Regions from separate parts of the Homo sapiens genome. Here region 2 is linked to region 1. A link is an interaction called in ENCODE POLR2A ChIA-PET data of the cell type or tissue named here. Cell type or tissue: MCF 10A. All regions are shown on one strand. Each heading gives the region's core, and the rest is flanking DNA. Links, peaks and the distances in the headings are about the cores only.

What was found. Peaks named below come from ENCODE experiments on the same cell type or tissue, not always from the same donor. Only the 100,000 strongest peaks of a DNase experiment are listed, where the experiment ranks them.
Region 2: POLR2A ChIA-PET joins it to region 1 with 6 read pairs; 1 of 35 experiments calls an interaction of 5 or more read pairs at or near these places.

Annotation. Positions count from the first base shown.
Region 1 is chr7:41,057,922-41,073,717 of GRCh38, forward strand. No RefSeq gene overlaps it. Among named protein-coding and RNA genes, the nearest start is that of LINC01449, 36 kb to the right of the region's middle. RefSeq lists enhancers at 1,238-2,089, 7,421-8,620. In MCF 10A, for the core only: no CTCF peak of the experiment used is centred there; a DNase peak (open chromatin) is centred at 7,960.
Region 2 is chr7:41,109,123-41,124,918 of GRCh38, forward strand. LINC01449 (long intergenic non-protein coding RNA 1449) reads left to right here. Exons shown (of 6, transcript NR_110832.1): 3 at 3,322-3,441; 4 at 9,845-10,161. It overlaps LOC105375241 (a long non-coding RNA gene), which reads right to left. Exons shown (of 4, transcript XR_927190.1): 3 at 5,813-5,987; 4 at 1-652. Among named protein-coding and RNA genes, the nearest start is that of LINC01449, 15 kb to the left of the region's middle. In MCF 10A, for the core only: no CTCF peak of the experiment used is centred there; a DNase peak (open chromatin) is centred at 7,859.

The sequences.
Region 1 (15,796 bases), core at 3,990-11,989:
CCTGGTGTGGTATATATGTATGTATGTATATGTATGTCTATATATATATACTCTCTCACTGCTCTGGGAATAACAATTATTGTTCTTGGGTTGGGCTTTATTTTGGATATCTTTCTAAAATCCTGAGTGAAAGGAATCTCAGAATTGGCTGCTGATTTCTCCACATTACAAAGCTGAAGTTCTCCCTTAATTTACTTTTCTTTTTCTATTCCTTTCCTGATGATTTTTTCTTGTTCTTATCCTTATCATAGCACGTGCTTTAGTGGTTTCTCTTGTGCCTGTCAGTTTAGGGCTCCAGCCCTTTCCCAAAGGTCCCACATTTAGGTTTTAGGGTCATCAGGGGGTTTCCAAGTGATCTCACAGTCAGTTCTCTTTAAGCTTCAACCACCAAGACCCTTCCTCTCTTGCTCAATCTGTCAGTGTCACCTCTGTCACCACCTCTCACACTTAACAGGACCCAAATTCACTCTTGAGGTGCTGGCACCCAGGTGTGCTAGAGCTTAGCTCTTTGGTGAGTCCTCCATGTGCCAGAGCTGCTCAGGGTCCTTTACAGGAATTAGAAACATTGTCCTCATGGTGCTTTTGAGTAATGCTAAGATAGAGGAGGAAAAGCTAAACTTTTACCTCAAATTATTTAGAGAATTTAGCAGATCCCACTGCCATCCCTGCCTCTCCAGAACTGGGCAAAACATGATACTCTGAGTGCTGCCACATCCACTGTCCCCATCTGAGGCCATAAGCCACGGCAGTCCCTCGGGCACAAATCAAAATGGGTCACACCATGGGATCCCGTGAGCTGGTCTCACCTGTGGACCAAGGGTGGGGATCGGGGCCAAAGACAGTCCTCTGGATAGAGGTCAGCCAATGGGCAGATTGGGGGAAAGCTCTCATCAACAGGGCACTGATAGGGATTAACTTAACCAGGAAACCCTTCCTTGTGGAGTTTGAACCCAAAATACGCAGTCACTAGATTACTTGATCACAGAGACAGGGAGGAGGCACAGCACCAATATGGCAGGGCCCTGGGGAAGAGAAAATCACAGGCTCTTGACCTGGGGAAAATGAGGCGTTTCGATCAGCAAGGTCTGGGTTTTGCCGTAGATAGCATTTAAGTCCAAGTAAAGAATGATCCCTTCATTTTGTCTCCTTTCAAGCAGCAGCCCTCAAATAAGGTGGACAGCCTATGTCTATTCCTTGTGACCCAAAAGAGTCTAATGATTTGGCTCTTGCCCCCTCCCCTACTCTCCTGCTGGAGCAAGGAGGGATTACTATGTTGCCAACTGGGCTGCTCCTGGAAAAGAGAGCTGCTTTTTCCCCTTAATCCTTTTGATACCAACAATTAGAGTTCAGAGGAAAATAACAGCCTCAAACATAACTAATGCAGTGCTAGTCCCAGCCAAGGTGCCGTCCCTACCCTCTCTATGTGGCAAAACTCCCCACTGGAGGAACCAAGGAATCAGGAACTTTGGGCTTAGGTAATGACTGCAGAATTGGGCCCAAGCTGAGTCAGCCACAGCCCTTGGCATATCCCCAAGTGAAAGAAACAGCAGGTTGAGGGTTACTTAAGATATGAACTCTTTAAACCCTCTCCCATTGGGAATGCTGACAAGCCAGATAAAGTGCCTCCCTTCCTTTGTCCCTCCTCATCTCAGCAAATGACAAAGTGCAGGTTGTTGCCTCCAGGTGAGCACAGCTCTGAGGAAACAAGGAAAGCAAACAAATACTGCTGTGTGGCTGAGTGGTTCCCAGGCTCCATTTCAAAGGCAGTCCCTTATGGCTTTGTTTGCTCCTGTTTTTCCCAGCATAGGTGTTTGATATCACACAGACCCATTCTGAATTTCCAAGAAGAGGAGTATTTAGTTTACAGTGGGTAGCCGAGAGTATCCTAGTTTGAAAAAGGGAATAAGTTATCTGTCCACCAGGTATATTTAAAAGCCCCTGATTGTGCTGGTATCAAGGTGCTGATGGGACATGAGAAAGTTCAATTCGGGTATCTGAGAAAAGCACCTATGGCAATGGCTTTTCTGAGACAACTCACTGGCATTATTCACCCTTGGTTGAAGGTCAGCATTCTCACTGGAACCTCACTCCCGGTTCCCAGCTTCAGGTGTGGCAGGAGAAGGTTAGGACATCAGGTGATTGCTTACACAGGTACACTTGGAAAAGACTCAATACACTTCAGAGAAAATAGTAAGTGTGGGATTCCTCTAACACCCCATGTATCATCAGCGATGTGTTGAAACTCTCACAACTATTCCCCATTTTTCCTCTGACACAGACATGACTAAATTGTCAGGAGAATTTCTATTCTGCTTCCCTTTACTCTAGCCCAGAGAGATACCAAAATGCGCAAGCCTCGGCCATCATCAAGGAACTGAGAAAATGTGTCTTCAACCATGAGGAGGAAAATTCAAAGGAGTTCCGAACACATACAAATACATGTAAAGGGACAGAGATGAAAGGAATGGAGCCATCGGAGCGGGAGTACAGGGGGAGAGGGAGCAGCACCTATGCCCAAGCCCCGACTGGGCAGCCTGGGCCAGCCCTCAGGATGAGAGCAAGGTTCTCAATGCCCTTCCTCACCTCCCTCCTCAATGATGTTCTTCATCCTCACCATCCCATCACCTCCAGAGACTAGTGTGTTTGTGGCACCCTTCTTCCCAGTCAAGCCTGCTCTCAGAAATCATCCTTGGGAAGGTAAGAACAATAGATGGGGCATAGTATATCTTTCAACAATGCCTTGAGTATTTGCATTTTCACAGAGGAAGTATTGAAGATGGTACCTCAGTTCGAGGTTTTCAAAAAGGACTTATAGGTAAATAAATCACACAGACAATGGCACCTGCCTAAAGATTAGTGTAATATAAGTGCTTTGTCCCTGGAACACAAGGCGATATTGTTAGCAAAAACTTTTATTGAAAAATATCTCATCAATTAGAAAACATGATAAAGCCTTCCTCTGTCCACCCATGTTCCCTCACTTCCAATTCCATGCCACATGCAGGAAATGGCTTGGGCAGTATGCCCGCAGGCTAGGGTCAGCCGTGTGCTAGCAGCTGGACTCAGCACATCTAACACGTACATTATTCTAAACTTCAGGGCATTTTGAGGCATGACTGACAATGGCAACAGGGGTGTGGATTGCCTTCACGTGCACTGGGCTTGCATTTGAGTGCCAGGCTGTAGCTGTGTGTCAAGCATGGGAAATTCCTTACCTACTCTTGCTATCAATAAATGATTCGTACAGCTCACAGAGGAATCCATTTCTAATCACATGGTCAGCCATCAGAGCAGCTTGGACGCTTGCTTCTGCCCTGGGCGGGTCCAGGTCAGATTCTCCTGAAGTAAAACACAGCCAGGGTAAAGAGAGGAGACCACCTGGGAAGTGGGCGTAGCCACAGAGCTGGCACCACACTCCCCCTGCATCCGTGGCCTGTGTGTCCCTCTGCGGTGCCAGGGATGCTGAGGGGAGTCTGTGGAGCAAATGTCCACAGTGTGACTGGGTGCCATGCACCCTTTTGGGGGCTTCATGTGGATAGTTTTCATAATCCCCATTCACAGATGATGAAACCAAAGGGTAGAAAGGCTGAAGTATTTGCTTGTCTTTGCATCCGCACATACTAACTGACACCCCAACAGGGTTCTTCTCATGGTACCAGGTATTGTGAGAGGCTTGAAAGTACAAGAATGGCTCCTGATTTTAACGTTAAATATTTTTAATTTTTTCCCTTAGATATTTTCTGTTTTCTTTCTTTCTTTCTTTCTCTCTCTCTTTCTTTCTTCCTTCCTTCCTTCCTTGCTTTCTTTCTCTTTCTTTCCCTTCTTTCTTTCTTTCTTTCCTTCCTTCTTTCTCTTTCTTTCTCTCTTTCTTTCCCTTCTTTCTTTCTTTCTTTCTCTTCTTTCTTTCTTTCTTTCTTTCTTTCTTTCTTTCTTTCTTTCTTTCTTTCTCTCTCTCTCTCTCTCTTTCTTTCTTTCTTTCCTTTCTCTCTTCTTTCTGTCTTTTTTTTTTTTTTTTGAGACAGTCTCGCTCTGTTGTCTGGGCTGAAGTTTTGGCTCCTACAACCTCCACCTCTCAGGTTCAAGTGATTCTCCTGCCTCAGCCTCCCGAGTAGCTGAGATTAAAGGCCTGCACCACTACACCAGGCTAATTTTTTTTTTTTTTTTTTTTTTTTGAGACGGAGCCTCACTCTGTTGCCCAGGCTGGAGTGCAGCGGCTCGATCTCGGCTTACTTCAAGCTCTGCCTCCCAGGTTCACGCCACTCTCCTGCCTCAGCCTCCCAAATAGCTGGGACTACAGGTGCCCGCCACCATGCCCGGCTAATTTTTTTGTATTTTTAGTAGAGACGGGGTTTCACTGTGTTAGCCAGGATGGCCTCGATCTCCTGACCTCGTGATCTGCCCGCCTCGGCCTCCCAAAGTGCTGGGATTACAGGCGTGAGCCACCGCGCCCGGCTGCACCGGGCTAATTTTTGTATTTTTCATAGAGATGGGGTTTCACCATGTTGGCCTGGATAGTCTTGAACTCGTGACCTCAGGTGACCCGCCCACCTCAGCCTCCCAAAGAGCTGGGATTAGAGGTATAAGCCACCAGGCCCGGCCCCCTTAGATGTTTTCTAAGCATGGTTACCAAGAAACCCACAGAAAAAGAATATTTTCCCCCACCCCTTCATGTAGTTAAGGTGACAAGATTGATCCACATAAACAGTACATGCACAACTGAGCTTGGTGGTCCTATTTGAAAACGTGCCTCTGAAAAATACTTTGTATAAAATGTGAGGGTTAACTTTAAATAAAATATAAAACATTAAAACTACAACTATCCATATGCTTAATAAATTGCATTTATTGAAAGGAAAATGCATGCAATTTTTTAAAAATCACATACTTATATATATTCAGTGTATACTTTGATTAAGAAAATTAAAAATCATGGCAGTTTTCAGTTGTATTAATAGGAGACCATCTAAAATGACTAACTACGAATTTGCCTTTCAGTTTTCTTTCTGATGTTTCTTTAAAAAGACAAACTAAAATAAACTAAAATGAAAATAACCTATAATTACATTACCTATATTTTATAAATAATATTCTTTTTCATGCTCTAAAATTTATAAATTTTAAAATGTGTTAGAAAATACCTCTATGATTTTGTAAATTAAATGGATGTATTATAATTTATTTATTCAGTTGGATCAAGTTTTGCCATTTTACGTAAGTCTGCTCTGAACAATCTTGCCCTTATTGGCTGTTTATCTCCGATTGTATCCTCAAGAGACATCCTAAAACAGAATCACTGGGTGGAAAAGTATGAAATGTTTAAGGTTCTTGATGCTTATGACCTAATTGCCTTCTAGAAACGTTTAAACAATTTTTTTTCCCATTAACAGATTGCAACAGTGCCTGTTTCCTGTATTAACCATTGCAATTTTTTCCTTGCCCTGAGAATTGCCAAACCATGTCCTTTCATAGGACTTTGTTAGTAAATAAGTATTTTTCATATCGAATTGGAAAAAAAAGTTTTGCATATTAAGAATATTCATCTCCTGACATTTGTTGTAATTCTTTCTTGCAGTTTGTTGTTTATTTTTCTGTTTTCCTAAGAAACCTAATGTATAGCTGAAGTAACCTACTAATAATTTCTTGTGTAATAACTTCCTCTATTTTCTCTTCTTTTTGCTTTTTCTACTGCTTTTTAGAAAGTTTGTATCACAATATCAGTTAATATTAAATATTTAATAAATAAAAACTAACTTCATTTCCTGCCAAACCATCAATTTAGTAAACCACTTATTGAACAACTCCACTGATGCGTTGATCAATTTTTATGCCTGTGATATACTACTTGTATTATTATTGCACTAAAATATATTTTAATATCTTTTAGAGTATGCCTTAGCTGTTCAGCATTTTCTTCCATAAACTTCAGAACCACTTGTTAAAGTTCCAAGAACAACATAAGAAAAATAGCTGTCAGGAATTTGTGCAACTATCAAATCTATAAATTGTTGATCTATCTACCTACCTATCTAGTTTTTTGGCTATTTTTAATTAGAAGGCCTCTAGTGTTTTATTACCAAGGGTGACATTTAGAATAGATGTTTCTGATCATGATAAGGACATAGCTATCTATTTCTACTTAAGTCTTTTGTTTCTTTTAAAAAAATCACATATGGTGTTGGAGTCTATCCAATGCATTTTCAACATCTATTGGGATGATCATATGGTTTTCTCATTACTCTCTTATACGGACTCTCACTCTAGTTAAATTAATCTGTCTGCTCATTTAAAAATTTTATCATTTTGTATAAGTCACTTTGTTTTTACTTGATGCTCTTCTGTACTAGTCAGGATTTCTAGGTGCAAGTGACAGAAAACCAAAGTGCAATGAGCTTAAACAGACAAGGAAAGGTCAGTGATTACTTAACTGAAAAGCCCAACCACAGGGCAGATCCAGGAACCCAAAGGATGCCGTCAGGACTCAGTTTTGCCCTGTAGTTCCTGACACTTCACATTTTTTCATCCTCATGGATGCAAGTCCAGAGGGAATCAACCTTTTCCCCCTCTTTTTTATTTTTTGCCGATAGCTCTGACGTAAGTCTTTGACAAAGAATTGATCATCTGCTCAGTCTTGTACCAATCACTGTGGCCAGAAGCCAGGTAAGCTGATTGACTGACAATGACTGACAACTAGGATACTTGTCCACACTGAGCCTGAGAGCAGACTACACTGAGGATGGGGGAAGGCTTTTCCACGGAAAAATCCAGGCGGTTTTACCAAAAGAGCAAGGATGGGTTCCAGGTAGACAGACAAATTAGGCATCCACCACACACCCTTAATAGCTCAAAACCTCCCAGGATTGAAGAGCTGAAGTAATTGGTTTTCTTACTACCACATTGCTTCTCCACACTCTCCAATCTTGGGCTTTCACCCCCTTTCACTGTGGTAGTAATTCTCCACCATTACTATGAAATGAAGGGTCCTAAAACCTATCAGCTCTTTCTGTTTTTAGCCTGAGTTGCTTCCCTGGCTCAGGGCTGGCTTGGCATTTCTCTTCCTAGAAGACTTCCACTGTGACTGGATCATTAGATCCTTGGTGTTCTGTTGTTCACAACACAGGCTGTGTAGTACGGCATGGTCTCTCTGTCTTCCTCACTGTGTGTTGCTTCCATGGAGAAGAACCTATGTTTTCCTCAGGGTGAGGATCCAATTACTGATCTCAATACAGGCAAAATGGGCCTAGGAAAAGAAAGAAGTTACACTGTTTCCCAAGCTTTATGAAATCATTTGCATTGTGGGTCCTGATTCATGATTCTGACTTTCTTGTTGAGATGGTAAGTTGCATCTCTCCCTTTGGTAATACCCCAAAGGGAACTAGAAGTGAAAGAAATGTCTCACAGCTCAAAATGCTAAGCGCTTTTACATTAGTAAGAGCCTCTCTCCAAGGACATTCACCTCAAAAGGTCTCTACCTCACTCAATCATTACCTGTTTAGGGTATTTCAGAGGATAAAAAGGGAGACCTACCCAAGGCTGAATGGAAACCACTTTTGACCACCTGTAAGACATGAAAACGTCAATTAGATGTAAATATGTTGCAACTTCCTACCTCATAGAAGTGTTGCAAAAATTAGAAATCAAGATTTATAAACCTAATAGCCTTTTTTGATAGATAGATAATAGATAGATAGATAGATGATAGATAGATGATAGATAGAGAGATAGATAGAGAGATAGATAATGTCTGACACACCTAGGAGCATATTAAAAGTTAAAACTGCCCTTTGAAAGAAATGGGATTGTAATTGACAGCTATGTTGACCCATGAAGGGTTCACCAGTGTAATGGCAGTAAGGAGAATGCTGCTTTGTGTGGCTTTAGGGAGAGTCCAGGCCAGCTGCTCAGAAGCAGTTTAATGCCTTCAGGCTGTGGGTGGGGAAGGCGGGAGGAAAGGGTTGTTGGAGTAACCCAGGTAAATTTGCCAAGGTTCCCAGCAGGGTTTGCCAGCTCAGGCTGAGACTGCCTCAATCCGGTGCTTTCAAACCAATGCTGAGCGGCACGATTCCTTCCTTGTTTGTCTTGCACTGAAACCAGGAGAGGGATTTGGTAGCTCTCACCAGCTAGGAAACTAGTATAAACATTCTTTACTTACTTGGTTTCTCCTCTCTCTTTCATCTTTTGTCTCTGCTTTCTTTTTCCTGAAGCCTTATTATACCTCATCAAATCACCACACCCACCAGGATGAATTTAGGGTTGTAGGCAAAACACAGTTACCATGTTGGGCCCTGCGAAGGTTCACTACTGGTGTCTCCTACTGTAAAAGGCACAGTGGTGGAAAATGAGCATCACCTGATACCAAGCTCCACCTGCAGAAAAGAACAACCTGAGTTGATGCCACACTGTTGTGAACTTGCTTATCTTGCTGTGTCTTGCAACCAGAGTATGTATATTTCTCTCCTGTTGATGGGAAAATGCAATGTCATTCTTTTCCATGAGTCAAAAATCTTTGGACATTTGGCCTACGATGTTGAGCACTTTAAAAGATAGTTAGAGCTTATATTATTACCCAGTCGTCCAATCTAATTATTATTTATTTTTTTAATCACACGTTCAAACCAATAGACATCATAATTGTTATTGCACTCTCTGGGGTAAGGAATGCTAAGGGAATATGGCCTAAGGACAATGTTAGCCCAAGCCATCTTAACTCTGCAACTGTTGGGCTTTTGTCCACCATCATTCCTCTGTCTATCCTCACTGAAAATTGTGAGTTCAGTGTGTGTAGATCCTTGGATCCCATCTGACATAACACCCTGCGCTACTCTTTCCCATCTCACTTTCTATAATATGAGAATATCAAGATAACAACCATGCCAAGGCTTCTCTAATACCTGAAATGTATTTGGCTACTAGATGCCCTCAGATGCTTTGAGGTATTCGGTGTCATTGGCACAAGAAATTTGAACTGATATGGAAATGGGCCATGGATTTCCTGTTCTTTACTTATGAAAATTCCTAAACACAGATGTTATGATACAGAGTATTAAAATCACCTATTGCCCTGAATGACAGTGTTTGATTAAAAGGACATTGAAGTTGGTCATCTTGAATCTATAACATTTAGGAAATCAATCAATCAGTCAATAAGGGGTAGGAGCCAAATACCATTCTCATTGATAACCCTGCCCTTGCATTATTCCAAGAAGTGAACACAGAAGGGATTCTTTACCTGTAAGGGGTGGTCCCCTAGGAAATCATAAAATAATCTCAAAAATGTGGTTTGGACAAAAACATATTCAGTAATACAATATCATTTTATATTGGAAAAGTATCAGTTGAGCAACACAAATTTAAGAAAGTAAACTTGGTCAAAGTTATCTGACCTAGTAGTGGTATCCAGAAGGTACAGGGATTCTCAGCCTGTGGCCTGGTAGAGTCCCAGTGAAGGGGATGTTTATACGAGAGACACACTGAGCCAGGAAGACAAAGTGAGAGACAGAGGGAGAAGAGTATGTATGGATTTTAAAAGATGCTAAAAAGGTAGAAACTTCTGTTTTCTTCTTTGAGTTGTTAACCTTTCTGGAACTGACAATGATAAAGTCCATGTGTTGAGATATGTCTCTGGGAAAGGACATGTATCTACTGCTTGTGTATCGGTATGTATTCCCTACAGGCATAAGTGGCTTATTTTACCATGACAGTGTTGCAGGGCAAATTACTGTTCTAGGATTATTTACACACAGTGGTTTGAACCTGATGGTTTCTTTTTCTTGTTTGGGTGATGGACCCTTGGATATCAAATTTCCTCTGTCTGTACTGCTGTCCCGTGAAACTACTTGATTCTAGTGAACAGGAACACAGAGCTTGGCAGTCCTTGATGAAGCATATTTATGAGTTAAGCCCAAATGAATCCAAAACATATGGATTAAATTTCCCTTGAAATATCTAAATTAAAGGTGGAAAGCACTGTGAAGAATGCACTGGGGACCTGCTTGCTGCTCCTCAGGCCAGTTTTAAAGTTTGAGCTATTTTCTCCCACTCAAAAGAGCTTCAGGTTTGCCCATGCTGTACAGTACTTGAAGGTCCCACCCTGGCTTTTTCATGGCAACTGCTATTTTGGGGCAGGCAGACCTTGATATCCCAACAGCGACCCCACCTAAGTCCAGAGGGTCATGCCTCAGGCTGAAAAGGCAATGTTTTATTGAGTGATGCAGCTTAATGTCTCTTCTGGGTCCCTGCCTCATCCAAACCTTAAACACAATTAATGGTAAATGTACAGGAATGAAAGAAGCCAGGAAGCCCTCCAAAAAGCATTTACAGGCACAACAAGAATGACATGGACTCTTTCTCCCACAAGCCAAAGTCACAGTGAATGTAGCTTAGTACTTTAAAAAAAAAAAAAAAGGATAAATAAAACAAAAGCTATCCAGTCATTGGAGTTCCTTCATTTACAGATAAATGAAATTATTGTAACTTCCCAAATAATTATACGATACTGAACTTTATCCCATAATCTTGACTTATTTTTTGCATTTGCCATCCTGAATTGTAATAGTTATAACTTCAAATAAAGGTGCCTTAAATATCTAATAAAATTTTATCCTCTCTCTGCTTTATACATACAAGGTGTATTTCATCCAATGGTTTGATCTCAAACCATTATTAATATGATTATGGTTACTTTTTAAATTGCCACAACTTTTACACATAATCTATTGGACTGCCTAGGCTCGACAGAAAATTATTCTTGTATATTTTCTTATAATTACAATAATTGGCCTAGTTTGTCTTTTTTCCCTTACAAGATTGCAATAATTTTCCCTCTGTTCTTTTGCCTCCACCAGAATATTCCAGTGAAGTTCAGGTCTGTCTACAAATGAGTTGAATTTAGAAATTGATATCGGTAATTTGCTCTATAGATGACCAAACAAAGAGATTGATTATATTTTCACTGGAAACAGTTTAATTTTCCTTAGATTAATGCCTTCTTTATTGAGGCCAGTGGGACTTCAGAATTCAATGTTCTCAAAATTTGACCACGTGCACATTTGTCATAATTTCAGGTTGCAATGGTGTCTTTGGAATCAAGTAAAACTATTGATAAAAACTTTTCTTGGGCACCAAAAATGCTCTTTCTTGTTAATTCTTTGTCCATCGGATTGCAACTGTCCAGAGGCAAGTGACTATAATTTTAAGAGACCTGAAGGTAAATAGATTTCTCCCACTTACCTAAGGAAATGAGATGAAAATGCTTGCACTTAGTGACATTTTTAAATCCATTACAAAATACATTACATTTTATTCCTTTATTATTAGTATTCATCACAAAGAAATGTCCTCACCAAAATAAACCTGTGCCAAGTAAGTTCCAGTTTTTAGACATTATAAAGTTGTCATTGTTTTACTGTTTTTCAAAATATTAACTCTAATCTTGACTCTCAAAATCTTTGTGGATCTACATACGTGAATTTGGAGAAGTGAATTTTTAATAAACATATTGTGGAGAAAATAAATTTAGAAAATTTAGATCTAATGGCATGTTTTGTGGCCAAAACTATCTGATATCATTCGCATCAACAAATGAGCAAGGTAATAGCTCACTGTTCCCTTTATGTAATCATTACCTTTCTGTCTAGATTTTATCCTGGCCAACCTTGTATAGGGGAAAAATTATGAAAACATTGGAACAGATGACGCCCTTGTGATGTATTCTCAATGACCCTCAAGTAATAGTTCAGACTTTGGTTTAGAACAAAGCAATACCTCTCCTGAGTCTATGAACTTCCCCAGAGAGGCTGAGTGTTTTAATAAGAAGAGGTCGTCCCAAATAGAGACGCAAAATGTCTGATGACTGTTTTAGGGTGTATCTGCTCTGTGCAGATATTTCCTCCATCCTGTCATCATCCTCTGGACTCTCTGGGCCAGACCTCCCTGTGCCTTGACCCCCTGGCTCTCCCACAGGCTTTAAATCTGGCTCTCTAACTGGAGGGAGCAGTGGGAATCTCCATTAAGTATATTAAAGACTTGACATCTGGCTTTTCTTCCATGCTTCTTGAATCTGGTGATTCGAAGCCAACTTTTAGTGACAACCCATTCTCAGAGAACTGATATTTCACTGTTTCTCCTTGTCACACACTGAGCCTTAATTTTTTAGAAAGAAGAGGCAAGATAGAAGTCAATTATTATTATCATTATTATTGTTATTTTTAGACAGAGTTTTTCGCTCTTTGTTACCCAGGCTGGAGTGCAGTGGCGCCACATCAGCTCACTGCAACATTTGCCTCCCGGGTTCAAGCGATTCTCCTGCCTCAGCCTCCCATGCAGCTGGGATTACAGGTGCCTGCAGCCATGCCTGGCTAATTTTTGTATTTTTAGCAGAAATGGGGTTTCACCATGTTGGCCAGGCTGGCTCGAACTCCTGACCTTAGGTGATCCGCCTGCCTTGGCCTCCCAAAGTGTTGGGATTACAGGAAGTCGATTATTTTCAAACAACAAAAGGGCTACTTTCCTGTTCATTTGTACATGTAAAAGTGATTCTGAAGACCAGTGAAGGCTGCATTTATACATCCTGCCTTTGTTCCAGGTGCACAGCATGCATACATGTATTTGTTATTTTTTTTGCACTGATACTACAAAACATCCTTATTTTGATCACATTTTGAATGACTCATTTTGTTTAAAGCAATAAATTTCATGAACAAAATCAACTCTATCAAATGAAGAACAGTAATATGTAGTAAAACAATAGACTAAAGGGTTTTTTGTTTCTTTCAATTTTTACACCTTCTTCTTAAAAGTGTACTATGACCCAAATAGCCATATGTGATTCATGTGTGGACTTTCATGACATTATACACATAGCAGAACAAGTATGTATGGTTCAAACATTGACAGAAAATACAAAGTTTCTATCCTGGCCAGTTTGGCTGTCTTTGTAAAGATTCAGCAAGTTTCTTAAAACAGACGGATGAAGTCAATTGCCCAAGTTCTGTGTCAGTAAAGTTAACTAATGTTGAGCTGTTTTTAGTCTCTCATATCCTTCAGACAGAACCTAATGAACAAATCCAATCAAACACAGTAGCCTTAAGTCTGAATCACTGTGGCCAGATAGACAAGCAGTAAGTAATTCATTATTGAGAGTAATTGCAGTAAACAAGGATGGAGGGTTCTTGACTCCTCTGAGAAGCATTATAGAATAATAAAAAGAATTTAGAGAGATGTGGATTAAAAGTCTGTCTGTATGCCTTATTAGCTCTGTTGAAACTGCCTTTGCAAAAATTATAACAGTGAGAAAATTATGACAGTGAAAGAGATCTGACCTAACCAACTCCATCTTGCCTTTAATCTCCAAACTGCCCTTGGTCATTCCAAGGTCATTCCAAGTCTTAAGGGTAGGCCAAGCTAACTTTGGGAGAAATTTAATTTATAGTTTAAATGATAATGGCCCTTCCCTTCCCCAAACTAAATCACTTTTGTAAAACTAATGAAAGGCCATCAGGTTAGGAGGATGGGGGGGCCTGAATTCTGCTAAGATGATAGGCATAGTTAGATGATTACCAGCCATTATTCCAGCAGTGACAAGATTTGTAACTTCCCCAATACTCCAGTAAATAACCTAATATTGGCCTTTTGAGATGCCCTTTCAGGCCTTTGCATTTCTGATGACTGGATGGCCACACAGGGACCAGCTACTCCTCTGTGGCCCCCACCTAGAAACAGACTCTGCACCCAAGGACCATTTTCCACACCCCTATGACTGCATCCTCCAGCCTATTGGCAGCACTCATTCTTTAGTCCCCTGTCAGCCAAACTATCCTTGAAAAACCCTAGCCTCTGAATTTTCAGGGAGGCTGATTTGAGTAATAATAAAACTCCAGTTACCTGTGTAGCCAGCTCTTAAACTCTTCTCAATTGCAATTTTTCTATATTGAAAAATTGGCTCTATCTGAGCAGTGATTGAGAAAAAACCCACTGGACAGTTACACTGTGATCTGCAGTAAGTTCTACTACTTCTCTAAGCCTCTGTGTCCATACTTCTCAAATGGGGATCAGGATATCTCCTTTCAAAGTTGCCATCATTATAAAATGAGACAAGATGTATAAAGAGATTGACCCAAAGGAGGCCCCAATACATGTTGATTAAACTTCTCAGCATTGATGGACTAATTTCAAATGCTTCTACCAATATGAGGTACAGAGCTCAAGGAAAGATACAAGATGCTGTTGTCACAGAATGTGTTTGATCTTCTCAATTTCACTAGGTACCCAAGATTATTTAGGGCCATGTTTGTAGGTCTTGTCTGCTTTGATAGAGCCAGGAACTAACATCTCTAGGTTTTCAGCTCCTCACAGAACTCAAAACCTTGCTAAAGAGAACTGGAATGGGAAGAATTCATTGCAAATGTTTAAACATATCTTGTAAATACATAATTGTACTCTTAACAGATAAATATGTTTGACCTAAATATGTGTACTTCAAGGTAGAGTAGTAGGTACAAATTGGTAGCTTTTCCTAATGTCTAAAATGCAATCCCTAAAATAATATACAGTCAATGAACTATTGTTTTCCCCGTAGAATAATTCCAATTCAAACTGAGCTTCACAGTCCCTTGAAAGGCTTTTGTGAACTTAAAGTAGTCAGAATGCATTTAACCTGAAGTCCCTTTACTTCTTCGACTTAAATCAGCCCTATTTGGAGTAAATGAAGAATGGTAGGAAAAACAGTCACCCAATTCTATATTACACACCCAGTAATATTATAAATATCATATCTTCATTTTTCTTTGACCAGTATCATCTGAAAAGGTGGCGGGGCGGGGGGGGGGGCTGTAGGAGATTTCAGGAAATGTGGTAGAGAGAAAAAGGATTGCATAGTATCTATTTCCTAAAATCAAACAAACTCAAAGTAAGTAGACATCAGCAAAGATGCACACACAAACATCTTGCAGAAAAAAAGGCGCAACTTTAAGGTCATAAACTAAAAAGTAATGAATGAGGGGAGGGAAAGACAGAGAATTAATTTTGAGAATTGGTGTGACTCTTCAACCTGACCTTCAGAATCAATCTTGGGAAAAAAGTGGAAAAATCTAGACCAAAACTCCATTAATACCCCCTAACTGAGGGACACTTAGACAGAGGAAGTATGTATAGGTTCTTGGGCAGGAGATGGGAGGAAAAGAAAATCTCTGAAAATTGGAAGCCCCTCTTCAATACTGCAAAGCCTCACCTGAGGTCAAACAAATGAAAAACTGGGCAAGACTTCCACCTGGAAAATTGGAGTCACCTTAGTTTCTCCACCAATAAATAGGTAAACTCCACCAATAAACACAGGCACTTAGCTGAATGGAAGACAGGAGAAAATAACCCAAAAATCCGGGAGTGTATTCTGAGGCCCTGGTAGAAAAGGCACACAGAGCAGCCCAGTTAAACAAAGAGCTGCACCGGTTTCTTCTAAATGAGAAGTTGGGGCCCTCAACCATGGGATTTACTGATCTTTGCCCTACACTTGCTAGGAGAGGACTAGGACAGATGCTTGAGAGCTGAGGGTGAAGCAGGGGAAGGGAGAATTGGGAGCTAATGTTGAGGTTCTGAGGATCCTTCCTGAATGAGCATGGGAGGAAGGAACTTCTGTCTTTGAAGGTAACCCAAACCAGAGGAAGAGGTGCCCAGGAGAAGTAAACTCCAGCACATACCCCCTTAACCAAGTTGTTGAAGGCAAAGCCAAGATCAGGCCCTCCAAGCACAACTGCGTATTGAGGTACAAAAGTGCTCCCTGCTCTCACTCTCTCCAAGCTCTTAA
Region 2 (15,796 bases), core at 4,092-12,091, 51 kb after region 1:
TTAGAATGTTGTAAATGATGGTCAAACTTTGTTCTTTGAGGTGATTTGGTTTTTAGAAACTACCTTTACCCAAATGTATGTCTATTGAAATTAGGCAAGTGACTGATTAAGCCAAGCCATACAAGTCAACAGCAAAATATATCTGTCTGACTGAAAAAAATAAGCTTTTGAGGTCTTTCTCACTTCATAACTGGATAATTACACCAACTTTTGGTCTGGATTCCCCATCTCTGCCTTTTCCCTGCCTTATGCTATAACACTGGACCAACCTTTCTAAATTCAACGATACCGGGTCACTTTCCTTAATCAGAGCCTTGGGGGTCCCTGGGATGAGTCTTTCCTGCATTGCCCCATTTTAAAGATTTCCAAGAATCCCCATGCATGCAACCTTATTTTCTTCCACTCTCCTAATCCATGACATTTTCAAACTCGCGTTCTTAGTGTCTTGAAATTTCCTGGGACCTCCTTGTCTTGTGCCAATTGCCTGAGATATTCAACTTTCTTCCTTTGACCAATGTATAATTACTTAAGACCCCACTTATTCTTTATCTTTTCTTATAGCATTATTAAGTATGCACATATTCATCAACGTGATTGTTCTCTAGATGTCTTCAAGATTTCTAGGCTATATTTCAGTCTGAAGAAAGAGGACCTATAGAAAAATGACATAAAATATAAGAAATCATTATAATTCTGGAATATATGATATACTCTGGAATACCTGAGATGGTCTCAGATATGTGTCACATTTTCTCATGTAACATAATTTAGCAAAGAATTATTTACTCCCATAACATAGGACAATTACTTCATATTGCTGACTCTCAACAGCATTTTAAGGTATTCGATGCCAAAGAGTCACATCTTTCAGTTTTTCTGACTTCTTCTTGCATGTGACACATGTGCAATCTTCTCAAATCTTTTCTAGTATGAGGAAGAGTAAAAAATAAATTTTAACTACTTTATAAAAATGTATTGATTATTTTATATGTCAGAGTTTCAGTGGAAACAAGATAGTTAGGCAGTTTCTGCTTAGGTTAATGTTTTGTCAATTTCTCCATTCCTCCATTCTATCCTACAATCAAACCATTCCTTCTGGTCTAGGTGCCATTCATTTGGGAGAGACAAAGAGTGTCTTGTGTAATTCAGGAATCCACTAATATGGTACTTTCCAAAAAAAAAAATGATACATGAGGATGACCTAAAGAAGTAAGAATGCATAGCCCCAATCCCTGTCTGTTTCCACACCTGGCCATAGCCCTTCTATATATTCACCATATTGCTCTGAGGGTGTGAGCCATGACTCCTCTCTGGAAAACTCAGCATTACGTAATGTGTGGTTAAGCCCCTGAGAAACACTGTAGATATAGTATTAGACCAATAATGTGAGGAAGATGAGGTATGAGTGCTTTATGATAAACTGCAACACTGAGGATCATTAAATGCCATTTCTGACCCCTACTCTGTCTACATTTCATTGTTACCTTGGTAGCAAATTGGCTTTAATTATTATTACAAAATTCTGGTAGACTGGCATATCATCATAATGGCAAACTCTAGGTTCTGCCCAATTGCCTTACCATTTAAAAACATTTCAAATTTGCAGTACACTGGTCTGATAATTTATTTCCATGAATACCCCATTTCCCGCTGAAGAGCGGAAGTTATAGAATTTGAGTAACTTCACTGGGACAAAAGAAACTCTGGAGCCCATGGCACACCAAAACCTGCAGGTGTGCTAATGCTAGAAATGAGCAAAACATTTATGAATAAATTCAGCACTTTGGTCCTACTGTATATGACCTGACAATGACTAATACTTATTATTATTATTTATTATTATTAGGATGTTTATATGATCCTAGTATGCTGCAGTGACGTATAAGATCTTCATTGTGGAAAATGTTTTCCCCAGATGATCGTCCAGGTTTCAGAGGCATGGACACAGAGCTGGAAGTGAGGGACAGAGGTCATCTCCTGGGCGAGTTACCGATCTGTATAGTGATGATTGGCAGAATATTAGAGTGCAAAGGCACAGTGATAGATACCCTGCTGAAAAGTACACATCACAGCCATTCTTTTAGACTTGTAGAAATTTGGAGATGTCTATGTGACTTAAAGTGTCACCTGATTTTAACCCTTTCATCATTAAATCCATTGATGTAAAAAATGTAACATGAGAAAAATTAAATCCTGTGTATTTTTTCTTGGAGAGAGGATTGTTACAGTTAGGGTTTCCACATAATTTACCTTCCAAATCAGGCCAATTTAAAAAAATTGCACATCATAATTGTGCATACTTACGGGGTACACAGTGGTGTTCTGATACACATAATGTATAGATCAGATTATCATCTCAAACATTTTTTTTTTGTTTTGGGAACATTCAATATCCTCCTTCTAGCTCTTTGAAATGATATAATATACTATTGTTAACTATTCATCTTACAGTGTCATCACATGCTAGATCTTATTCCTCCTATCTAGCTATAATTTTGTATCCTTCAACAAATCTCTTTCTATGACCTCCTTCCCCCTCTCTTTCCCAGCCTGTAGTATCTTCGGTTCTACTTTTTACTTTTATAAAAGATCCAGTTTTAAGAGAGAAAGGGACCACAGCTAATACTTAATGCTGGAACAACAGATATAAATCTGGGATACTAAATTGTACTATACAGTACTAAATTGGGGTTTAGAATGTATCCTGAAAAGTTAAAATGCAGATGGTACTTAAAAGAAAGCAAGGGATATAAAAAAAGATGCAAAAATTAAATAACAAATAGATCATTAAAAAGTGCATATCAGTCTCAGATATTTAAAATTACTCCCTTCCTTGAACTCAATAGTCAAATACTCAAAAACATTTCTCGTTGAAAAATGATCTTGAGAAGGACAGCCCCAGGAGAAGTGTTTGGTGTGCACGAATTCTAAGCTCCAGTGTTTCTCACGAATGGGGTAGAGGAAGACCCTGGCTTTGACTCCCACAGGACCTTCTTTCCTCCCCATTGGCGATTAGTCACTCCATGTTTAAAACTGAAACGTTCATTTTAAATACTACAAAAATGTGGCACAGAGCGCAGGCAAGGCATCTGTTCCAGCAAAATGTTATGTTTTGATCATTTTCAGAAATGATTTTTCTGTTTTTAAAGAAAGTGTGTGGACATGGGGATGAGTCAGTCAATCTGAGGGGTACTGTATGCTGGGTTATTTTGAAAGCTGCAAAATTTAAAAATACATGGAAAGAAAATAATTTTCCTTAAATATTATTTCAATTTTATTCTTTGACTTAGTATTTTTTTTTCTTTTTTAATCTTTCCATAGCATCAGATTCCTTGCCAGAGGAAAAAAATGCCATCCTTGAAGGCAGCTATAGAATCATCATCATATGGAATTCTAGATACAGGCCTACAAAAATGTTTATACTTGTATTCAAAGATCTAGGTAATCTTTATTGGAAAAAGTGGCATATCTTATGCAAAGGTGATGTACTTAGATATATAACTGCACTTTTTAAAAAAACAGTTCCTGATTACTCAAATATTACCAAAAATCTATCTATTCCCTGAATAGAACTTCTACCACTTAATATTAGATCTACTACTCAAGTGCAATTGTACAAAAATTGTATCATAACCTCAATATTTTCAATCCTAATACATACGCCCTTTCATTTTCTGAAATGAAATGCATTTAGTTTACTAACATTGGTTCATAGCCCCCGCCCTGCCCAAATGTAGGCTGTTCTCCAAAATCAGAATATTTGGAAGTCTTAATGTAGGACACAATAAAACAAAATTTCAGTAAGATTTCTCTTACTTTTTTTTTTTTTTTCTCTGTAGTCTTGCAGTATTCCTTTTCCATAGACCCTCAAAAGTAAGCTGAGCCAGCCACTCTGTTTCTGGGCATACTCATGTAGTTTGGTCTCACTTTGCTAGCTCAAATCCCCACTGAGGAAGAAACCCTCAAGTTCTAGTAGAGAAAAAACACCAGCTTGCTGTGTTTTCCAAAGCAGATCACCTTATATATGTCCATTTCTTTATCTGGAGAAATGGGAAGACGTGACAGTTATCTACCTCCAATCATAGATTGCTGAATTCTGAGACGTTAGAAATTACTTGTGTTTGTAAAGCATGTACCAGTTAGAGTTTAAAATTCCACCATATTGGTTGAACCAGATCAGAACAGCCACCTAACCAACTATTTTTATCTTGATCTGTTCATTTTGGCCATCTAAAGCAGCACAATCAATTGGACCAACCATTCTGAGATACAAATTGGCTGGTAAGAAAGCCAAAACACCAGATTGGCTGCTTTTTTTAATTGGTGTTTTTCACGATATGAAAATATTGGGTGAAAATGGAAAAACTGAGTCAAAGATCCAGATGTTTGATCTTCCTGTTGCCAAATAGCCACACATTTTGTAGCATTCATATTTGCAACTGAATTTCTCAGCTTTCACCAGAAAGCCTGTCATCATATAGATATAGCCTTAGAAGATCTGTAAACACAAAACTGATATGGTCCCAAGAAAAAAGAATCTCTTTTACCCAAGATAACAGTTGCTTGTGTATCTGCTGTTTTTTCCTTACTAGGCAGTTTCCTGAAAAGTAAGGGACAAGGGCTATTGTTCAAAATCCTGTAGTGTTCCCATCTTTATCTAGGCCTAAATCTGCCTAGAAAGGAGCATACCTATGTAAGCTGATTAACAGCCACAAGAAGAGCTTCTCTCCTGAATTGATCCAATTAGTAATTCAGATGTAGATACAAAAGCATCACTGCATCATTGCCAGGGGCATGACACAGCCCAGGTCTTTTCAATTGACTTGTCTTGTTAAACACTGACCAGGACTTCTGTTAGACATTGGAATGGGTGCATCAAGCTGTTCTATATATTCTAAATCCAGTCTGCTAACAACACTTACATAGTTCAAATGAGCTTAGCAAAAATGAATACTATTACCCTTAAGCATGTGTGGTGGGGGCAGGGGGATAAAGTTACGAGTTAAATGTATTGTCATTTTGCCTATTTTTGATGGCTGACATTTGTTTGCATTGCTTCTTCTGCACCCAGGCACATATTAATTCAAAGCCACAACCACAGTATGTATTATCTGTAATTTTTCTTTTCTCCTCCTTGGATTCACTCCTCTTGAAATATCACATTTTAATTATGTGCATAGCAATGACTTCATTGCTTCTTAACTCAGCAGCAGCCAACTCATTTTCCCCCGATGGTATGATGACCTGTCCTGTGGGAGAAATCCATCTGTTTATATTCTTTAAGCTGTATCTACACAAGGAACAGGTTTTGTATGTTTTGAAACCATCTTTCCTCATTTCACTACTTATTGCTTGCCTAGAAAGGAGAAAGCAAGGAACCAAGAGGAAATCATCACATTCAGTAAGCATTTCTAGCAAAACTAATAAAGTAAGCACATTTGCATAAAGAACATGGCCTAAAAATTAGCAAAGGCCATGGATTCCACCCAAGGTAAGTATTTTATCTCAGTGTCAAATACATGTATAAACCAATTAGCATAGGACTTCGTATACAGAGTAATAAATAATACCTATATTTTTCATTGGGATTATATATGAAAGGACCAAAAGATGAAATATTTGACCCTTGGTAATGTGTGAATGTTAATGAAAACTCTTTCTGCAGACCCGATTGTCTATCTGATGCTAATAATAGGTTTATAAAGGAAAGTGATTTTACCTGTCTGGCATGAATTCCTGGCTTGACAGTAAACATTGTTTGAAATGTACTTAATAGAGTGCCTTCAAAAGAAATTTTGTACTGTCAACTTACTTTTACAAGTAATTGGAGAAGATTGTTATCACCTGTCACAGGAAATCTTTAAATGAGAAGGGTTTATTCCAGGAAGAATGCAGTGTTCATCTGTAGAACGTTTTGCTCACCCATATAGTTTCTGGGTTCCACCATGGTCTTCACTGATGATGGCCCATTGTGAATTGTGGAAATTCTGTACAATGAGATAATGTCTCAGATTTGGATCCAGAGAAAACTCTAAGAGCAATCCTGGGACAGAGCTGGTAAAAGATTGGAAAAGTGCCCGTCTCAGTCTGTAGGGAAGGCACATCTTCACAGGAAAGAATGAATATAATTCTTCTGCACACTCACTCATCAAAGAACTAGGTAGAGACCCATGAGGATACAAAGCATTGTTTAATCTAAGCAATGTCAAATTTAGTCAATCCCCGGCAGCCCATAACGATAGCCAAGCATAGCCTCATTCAGACATAAACAGGCTCAATTTTAGAACTAATACAAATTTAGATAAGCAGGATATTCTTAGGTTCCTCACAAACAGTTAGAAATGGAAGATAGTTTATTACTGTCCTATCCCTGAGCTTGGAGGTGGACAGGGGGCTGGGTATCCGTGAGAGTGTGCTACTTCAGCTTTACTTCCTAATCCCACTGTGATGCAGACTGTATGGCTGGCCCTTCTGCTCAGCCATCATTTTTTTCTTACTGATTCCTTCACATAACTGAATTAGGGATCTGAAAAGTTTCTCTAATTCTGAGAGATCCAGGCTCATCTATGAACCCTAGGCATATTACATTTCACCATTATTTGGAAAAAAGAAAGAAAAGCATAGTAAATATACGAAGAGCTAAGAGGACAGAAGAATCATTTTGGGCTAGAACATTCAGAAAAATGCTCCCAGAGGGAAAATAATATGTATTGGGTTTTGAAGGATAGATAAAAGCTGATAATAAAGACATTCTAAGAAAGCAAATGATGAAAGAGAAGAGAAATCTGATTTGCAGGGAATAACTAGGAAGAAAATACTAGTGCTCAGGAAGTTGATTTTGTTTCATCTCTACTTCCTCAGTGAGGAGCAACACCTAGACACTCTTACTATTTTCTCCAGCAACCTTATGAGACCAATATTTATTTATTTATTTATTTATTTATTTTATCAGAAGAGAGGACATTATGTTCATGATTGCTTCTTTTCAGGTAACGGTTTTAGACTTATGTCAATTACATTCCCCGAATCCTGGTGAAGCATGTTTCATTATCCTTAAACATTGTGCCAATTATCGAGCTGTTGTCTTTCAGTTTCAAATTCACCCTTCTGCTATCAGCTTTGGGAAAGTGAGCCTGGGATTCTGAAAACCACTTTTCTGCCTGGTCGGAGGGTACCATATTAGACTCTGCCAGTGCAAGGACTGGGGGAGACTGTAGAGCTGGAGCAGGGAGAAGGACTTGCTCGTTCCTGTCTGATTCTTGCTCCAATGCTTCTTCACTCTAGCAGTGAGGTTGCCTTTCTGGAGCAGCAGCTGAATCTAGCTAGCAGTTTTTCCAACTCAGAATCAGGCTTACGAAATTCTTCTCAGAGACACCAGCAATACACTGGGCCTTCTTGTAGGCCTGGATTCCCACACCACAGAGCTACCTCTCCAAGCTTCTAAGGGTTGAAAGTTCCAGCTTCTTTCCTTAATTCCCCAGCCCTATGGGTGGTGGCTCTTTCTTGCGGTTGTGCCCTCCATGATACCTTAGAATCCTCCTTTCACTCTCTCAGTTCTTCTATACATAATTAACAGTTCTTTATATGAAATTCTCTCCATTAAAATAACCTGAGTGATTTCAGTTTCCTAACTGGACCCTGACTGAATCACAGATGAAGAACCTAAAACTTAAATAGATTATTTAGTTAATTAACTTTTTTAAGTTTCCACAACTAACTTGTAATGCTGGTGGTCTAGATTTGAACTACAGCTCTTCTGACTAATGTCTTACTCTTTTAGCCCTCACTATAATTAGCCTCCAGCTAGACACCTGCAGAGACACAGCATTTTTTTCCAACTATTGCAACCCACTTGAATTAGTCAAGACTTTTATGGTTTTAGGTGGTAGAAATCCAAACAGAGCTAGGTTAGCACAAAGGAAGAATTTCTTGACTCACATAACTATATGTTGGGAAACGAAAGGGTAGGAGGGGGATTCTGCTGAATGTATGGCCAGGCCTTAGCCCTGTACCTGGGACAGAGGAGTCTCTCTTCCCTACCCTCAGCCTCCACTACAATATACACACATGCCCACATCTCTCCTTCCTGTTTCATTTTTTCAGATTGCAGGAAACCCACCTGCTGGGTTATATGTTCCAATTTCACCACCAGAGAGACCAAAGACTTGTTTTTTCTCCCTCTGATCCCAAGCTCAAAAATCCCAGGAAAGGGATCTGCTGGTACATTTTGGATCAGGAGTTCATACCTGTTCCAATCACTGATGAATGGTTGTAGGGAAAGGCTAGAGGGTGACACCAATGCCTTTCCAGTTTGGAATAGGTATCTTTTCCCAGTGACCATAAATAGTAGTCAAGGGGAAGGATTTATAAACCAAGAGAAGCTCCCACGTAAACCCCAAAGTTAAAATAGAGGAAGGATTTCCCAGCAGAAGCTTGTATGCTAGTCTAGGCAAGCAAAACAATAGATGTCTAATATCTTACTCTTGCTATAAACTTTGCATTCTTACTCTGCATGCCTACGGTACAATAATAAATCACATCTATGTTTTGTAGAAACAAGCTATAGATCATTGCTAATTAAATGCATGGGTTGTTTTGGTAAGTGACTAGTCCTGCAAATACTGGATTTTGAAATGTCTTCCTTTTCTTTTTATAATGTTGCTATGAAGTCTTTCATAATAGTTTAAATGTGTTAATGAATCAATATATAGTCATAAGCCTCAAACACTAAAGATCTTTCAGTCAGTATTACTGGGGCCAACTCTGACATTCATAGGATGACAAGAATTTATTTTAAAATAAATTAACACCCTTTGGGAGGCCGAGGCTGGTGGATCACGAGGTCAGGAGTTCGAGACCAGTCTGGCCAACATAGTGAAACCCTGTCTTTACTAAAAATACAAAAAATTAGCTGGGTGTGGTGGTGTGGGCCTGTAATCCCAGCTACTTAGGAGGCTGAGGCAGGAGAATCACTTGAACCCCGGAGACGGAGGTTGCAGTGAGCCGAGATCGTGCCGTTGCACTCCAGCCCAGGCGACAATGTGAGACTCATCTCAAAAAAATAAACAAATGATAAATAAATTAATTAACAAATACTAAGCACCGTGTCTTAGGTGCTGGTTTTGGAGTTTTACATTTTATTAGCACCACAATGACCCTGTGAAGTGAGCATGATTGTTCCCTCTTTTCAGAGGAGGAAATTAAGGCTTGGTGAGAGTAAATCACTTACCCAAATTGATGAAATTAGTAGGCAGTCAATGCAGGGGATTATAATGTAGATCTAAAGGATTTAAAGCCACATTTTATGTGCACTACATCAGGTTTTCCTCACTGAGCTCTGTGGAGTGCAGTTTTTGGCAGAGACACCTCAGGGGCCACTACGAGCTCCAGTCAGCTGGACTTGGGCATCTGACTTCACCTTGCCCCCATCTCTGCATCAGAGAGCAGCTCTGCCTTCATACTGTGTTAGTTCAGGGCTTCTTTTGAGGCTGTCTTTAAAATAAACTAAACCATGGTAACTTTATACTAGCAGCATCTCTGCCCTCCACTCACTAGATGCCAGCAGCACTCCCTTCTCTAGTGGCAGCAATAAAAAATGTCGCTTTGGCTGAGTGCAGTAGCTCATGCCTGTAATCCCAGCGATTTGGGAGGCTGGGGCCAGGAGTTTAAGACCACCCTGTGTAACGTGGCCAAGACCCCTATCTCTACAAAAAAAAAGTTTCCAGATGTGGGATTGGTAAATGTCCCCTGGATGGTAAAGTAAAATCGTGCCCCAGTTGAGAACTATTGTTTTTAAAAAATCCATCTCTTTTTTGTCTGTTTTTGTTTTTGTTTTTGTTTATAGAGGAAAAAGGTTTAATCGACTCACAGTTCAGCCTGGCTGGGGAGGCCCCAGGAAACTTACAATTATGGCAAAAGGTGAAGGAGGCCCGAGGAAACTTACAGTTGTGGCAAAAGGTGAAGCAAACATCCTTCTTCACATGGTGGCAGAAAGGAGAAGAATGAGCAAAATGGGGAAGAGCCCCTTATAAAATCATCAGATCTCGTGAGAACTCACTCACTATCATGAGAACAACATGGAGGTAACTGCCCCTGTGATTCAATGACCTCCCACCGGGTCCCTTCCACAACATGTAGGAATTACGGGAACTACAATTCAAGGTGAGATTTGGGTGGGGACACAGCCAAACCATATCACTATCTTTTATGATATTTTATATGCAACTTAGTGTATTGCCTACTTTCATAATTATTTATTTATTTTTAATTTTTAAATTTTTTAAAATTTGTCCATAAGTTATTGGAGTACAGGTGGTATTTGGTTACATGAGTAAGTTCTTTAGTGGTGATTTGTGAGATTTTGATGCACCCATTCCCTGAGCAGTATAAACTGCACCATATTTGTAGTCTTTTATCCCTCGCCCCCTCCCACTCTTCCCCCAAAGTCCCAAAAGTCCATTGTGTCATTCTTATGCCTTTGTGTCCTCATAGTGCACCTCCCACATATCAGTGAGGACATACGATGTTTGGTTTTCCATTCCTGAGTTACTTCACTTAGAATATTAGTCTCTAATCTCATCCAGGTCACTGAAAATGCTGTTAATTTATTCCTTTTTATGGCTGTGTAGTATTCCATTGTATATGTGTACTAAAGTTTCTTTATTCACTTGTTGATTGATGGGCATTTTGGTTGGTTCCACGATTTTGCAATTGTGAATTGTGGTAAATATGCGTGTGCAAGTATCTTTTTTGAAGAATGACTTCTTTTCCTCTGGGTAGATACCCAGTAGTGGGATTGTTGGATCAAATAGTAGTTCTACTTTTAGTTCTTTAAGGAATCTCCACACTGTTTTCCATAGTGGCTGTACTAGTTTACATTCCCACCAGCACTGTAAAAGTGTTCCCTGTTCACCACGTCCACACAAACATCTACTTTTTTTTGATATTTTGATTATGGTCAATCTTGCAGGAGTAAGGTGGCATTGTATTGTGGTTTTGATTTACATTTCCCTGATCATTAGTGATGTTGAGTATTTTTTCATATATTTGTTGGCCATTTGTATATCTTCTTTTGAGAATTGTCTATTCATGTCCTTAGCCCACTTTTGGTTGGGATTGTTTGTTCTTTTCTTACTGATTTCTTTGAGTTCATTGTAGATTCTGGATATTAGTATTTTGTCAGATGTATAGATTGTGAAGATTTTCTCCCACTCTGTGTGTTGTCTGTTTACCCTGCTGACTGTTCCCTTTGCCATGCAAAAGTTCTTTAGTTTAATTAGGTCCCAGCTATTTATCCTTGTTTTTATTGCATTTGCTTTTTGGTTCTTGGTCATGAAATCCTTGCCTAAGCCAATGTCTAGAAGGGTTTTTCCAATGTTAACTTCTAGAATTTTTATAGTTTCACATCTTAGGTTTAAGTCTTTAATCTGCCTTGAGTTCAAGTTTGTATAAGGAGAGAGCTGAGGATCCAGTTTCATTCTCCTACATGTGGCCAGCCAGTTATGTTTTTTTTTTTTTTTTCTTTTGAGATGGAGTCTGGCTCTGTCACCCAGGCTGGAGTGTAGTGGTGCGATCTCGGCCCACTGCAACCTCCGCATCCCGGGTTCAAGTGATTCTCCCACCTCAGCCTCCAGAGTAGCCAGGATTACAGCCACACGTCACCACGCCCAGCTAATTTTTTGTATTTTTTTGTAGAGATGGGGTTTCACCATGTTGGCCAGGCTGGTCTCGAACTCCTGATCTCAAGTGATCCACCTGCCTCAGCCTCCCAAAGTGCTGGGATTACGGGCGTGAGCCACTGTGCCCAGTTCTCTTCTAATACAAAGATACTCTTAATGGATTTTAATGATTTTTTTAAAAAATGGGTTTTAAAAAAATGGAACCAGGGCATCATAATGTGTTATATTTATAAACACCTGAGTTCAAAATGATATTGAACTGTTGTTTTTATTGAAATCTTTACCCAGGTCATCACATTTTGAAAGCTTTAAAATGCTACAGCCAAACGCTGAACGATTATCTTAAGTATTAAGAAATTTGCTTCTAATTTGTGGCTTTTGATGTTGTTCTTCATTAATACTCAGGCTTGTTGAGAGAAGCAGAGCATCTTAGCACCAGAAGGAATGTCAAGAGGTTATTGGCTGCACCACTATGCCTACCTGCAAATCAACATCTGGACCATTCCTAGATCAGTGTTTAAGAGCAGGGAATCATGGGCACTGGCTGTATCTAATTATTGCCAGATAATATCACCTAAAATGAAAGTTCCTTAATGTTTGCCTGACACATCATTGGCAATCTCATTCAGCAAGCTACTTCATTTATTTAGCTTGGCATAATTCTCAAGCACACACAAGAATTATCTCCTGATCAAAGCTAGGCATCATATGGGCTTTATTGAGGCTGTTTTATGGTTAAGCTGGGAAACCCTTTCACTCACCTGTAAAATTTGTAAGACAAATTATTTTGATCATACAAATTGAAGAAAATTGGACCTCAATGGCTCATTTTTATGTTTTAGAGAGCTTTCAAAAATTATTTTATAAGGGTAATTTTTATTCTGCCTATAAGTTCTCTTTGTCTGACTTCCCAGTTAGGGTATGATGATCTTTTATTTAGTTATGTGTCATTGATAGGTGACTCAGTTTTTCTTTGGGAGATGCCATTCTCACCCATCTCCTCCGTAACTAGCAACAGGATGGCATATTAAGGGATTTGCTTCTGATTCCACTGGAAACACAAATTATCTGTGTATTAGCAAAGCAACACGTATAAAGGATTTCCTAAGGATAGTTAGTCTATTTCCCTAGAGATCCTTAAATTGTGAGGCCCAAGGGTTTTAAAAGGGTTATGAACACCAAAAATAAAAAATGTATGCAAAAATGTGTGTTAAATTTAGGGAGGTAAGGAAGCTGGAGAGATTTTCAGATATCTTAGTCCAAAAATATTGCCCTTTTAAACAAAGTCAGGGGAACTGAGAATTATATAATCTGTAGCAGTCTCCTCTGTAGAATTGGTTTGACTGATTGTGCTTTGTTGATATGTCATAAATCCTGAAGGCATGCCTTAGGATACTAACAGCTGTTTCTCCCATAGAGATGTTTGTGGAGAGTGTTTTCTGTTGCATTATGCAGTTTATTCTTCATGAGTAAACCTTGGGGAAAAAAATTCTCTTTTAGTGTAAGTGTGAAGAATAGCTATGCATCCACTGACCAATTATTTGGTGTTTATATTATGGGCAAAAGAAATTGTGTGACTACCCACATTTCTCTCCTCATCTTGGCTGTGGGAAAGCCTAATGCTCAATTTGTGGCCCAGTTTTAGCAACTGTACAGGACTCCTTGGTATGCTTGATTGGATCAGACACATTCTTGGTTCCATTTTCTGTCCCTGGGGCTGTTTTTCTTTATTCTTTTTTTCCTCAAAATCCTAATATTTATATTACTGTGCTGTTTATAACTGTTTATGAGATCCAAACCTGTTTTGAAACAGGATAGATTGTAAATACACTCTTTTTAAATAGTAACAAATAACTAAAATGAAAAAGAACAAAGCCAAATGATTAATGGCATTCTGTGGCTGGGGAAGATGCTGATGATAAAAAGGACGTTCACATACGAATAGGAATTCTTCCAATAGAGAAAGTAGAAGAGGAAGCATTGCTGCAGGAGGATTGCAGCAACAATGGCATTAGATAAGCCTGAGGAGTTCAAAAGGAGAGCAGCAGCCCTTGTTTGCATGGATTGAGACTGGAGAGAGTAGGAGGAACATCATGGTTTGCAAGCTAAATTAGACTCAGGTTGTGAAATGCCTCGTTTACTGTGCTATGGGTGTGGCTTTATCTCGTAGACAATGGAAAATGACCAAGTAATTTAAGTCACAAAAGTGGTGTGATCAGAATGTACCCCAGGAAGATAACTCTAGTGACCCTGAGGAGGAGGAAATGGAACTAATGGAGAGAATGAAGGCATGAAGACCTGTTTGGGTCATTTATAGCCTGCTTGTTTGTTTGTTTGTTTGTTTGTTTCCCCATCTCAGAGCCAACTTCAATAAAAACCAGACCAAGTTATGTAGGAATAGCCTCTTTGCCTCCAGAAAATGAGGTCTAAAAAAAAAAAAATCTTGGTGTCCTGATCCTGGAGTCCTGGACTCCTGGGAACCTAAAAGTCTAGTTGCCCTGCCTACCTTCATCCCACATGACCCACTTGTTCCAGGAATCTCGCTCAGGTTCTAGGTGTCCATCCATTCAATCTCTTCATTCCAGTCTTTGGTACCCATGTCATTGCTTCAGCCCATCGGCTAAGAACCACAGCTCTCCTGCTTACTCCTGTCAGTTTCCTTTGATCTGGGCATAGACCTTGAACCAGTATTCTCACATCTTAACTTGAATCCCCTTCCCTAGTTTACAGAATCACCAGGTGCTGAGAATAGCTGCTGCCTGGAAATCTGGTTGCCACGCCCAACTTTTCCTACACCCATTATCCACTGATTATTGATTTTGCTAAGGGTATCCTAAGTTTGGTATACCTTTTTGGACTTGGTTTTGGTGCAACAGTAGCGGCTGGAAGAGTACCCCTGCTATTTTTATCAGTTTCTTTTCTGCCCTTACCTCTCTTAATCTTGTGATCATAGCCTATGTCCTTCTCCTGCAGGGAACTCCAAAAATGCAGTGAACCAGAGGCCAGACTGTTTACTGATGATAAGGAAGCTATTGGTATATAGTCGTGTCCCATATAATGAAATTTTGGTCAATGGACCACATATACGATGGTGGTCCCATAAGATTATAATGGAGTTGAAAAATTTCTATCACCTCGTGATGTCATAACCCATTGTAACATCGTAGCACAACACATTATTCATGTGATGATGCTGGTATGAACAAACCTACTGCACTGCCAATTGTATAAAAATCTAGCACATTCAATTATGTACAGTACATAATACTGGAGGACGATAATAAATGACAGTGTTACTGGTTTATGTATTTACTACACTTTTAACCATTATTTTGGAGTGTACTCCTACTTATTAAAAAAAGTTAACCATAAAACAGTCTCAGGAAGATCCTTTAGGTGGGTTAGGGTTAGGGTTACGGCATTTTTTTGTCACAGGAGATGAGAACTCCATGTGTGTTAGCAACCCTGAAGACCTCCCAGTGGGACAAGATGTGAAGGTTAAAGACAGTGATATTGGTGATCCTGACCCTGTGTGGACCTAAGCTACTGTGTGTGCTTGTGTCTTAGTTTTTAACAAAAAAGTTAAACATGTTAAAATATAAAATAAAATATTTAAAAATAGAAAAAAGCTTATAGAATAAGGATATGCAGAAAGAAAATATTTTGTACAGCTGTACAATGTGCTGATGTTTTAAACTACCATAAAAGAGTCAAAAAATAAAAAAATTAAAAATTCATAAAGTTAAAACGTTGCAGTACATAAGGTTAACTTATTATTGAAGACAGTTTTCAATATAAATTTAGTGTAGCTTAAGTGCACAGTGTTTATAGTCTGCAGTAATGTACAGTAATGCCCTAGACCTACACATTCACTCTCCACTCAGTCATTGACTCCCCAGAGCAGCTTCCAGTCCTGCACGCCCCATTCATGGTAAGTGCCCTATATGGTGCACTATTTTAAAAAATGTTTTATACCATAGTTTTACTGTTCTTTGTAATATTTAGATACAAAAATACTTTCCATTGTGTTACAATTGCCTACAGAATTCATATAGGAATATGCTGTAGCCTAAGAGCAGTAGGCTATACTATATAGCCTAAGTGTGTAGTAGGCTATA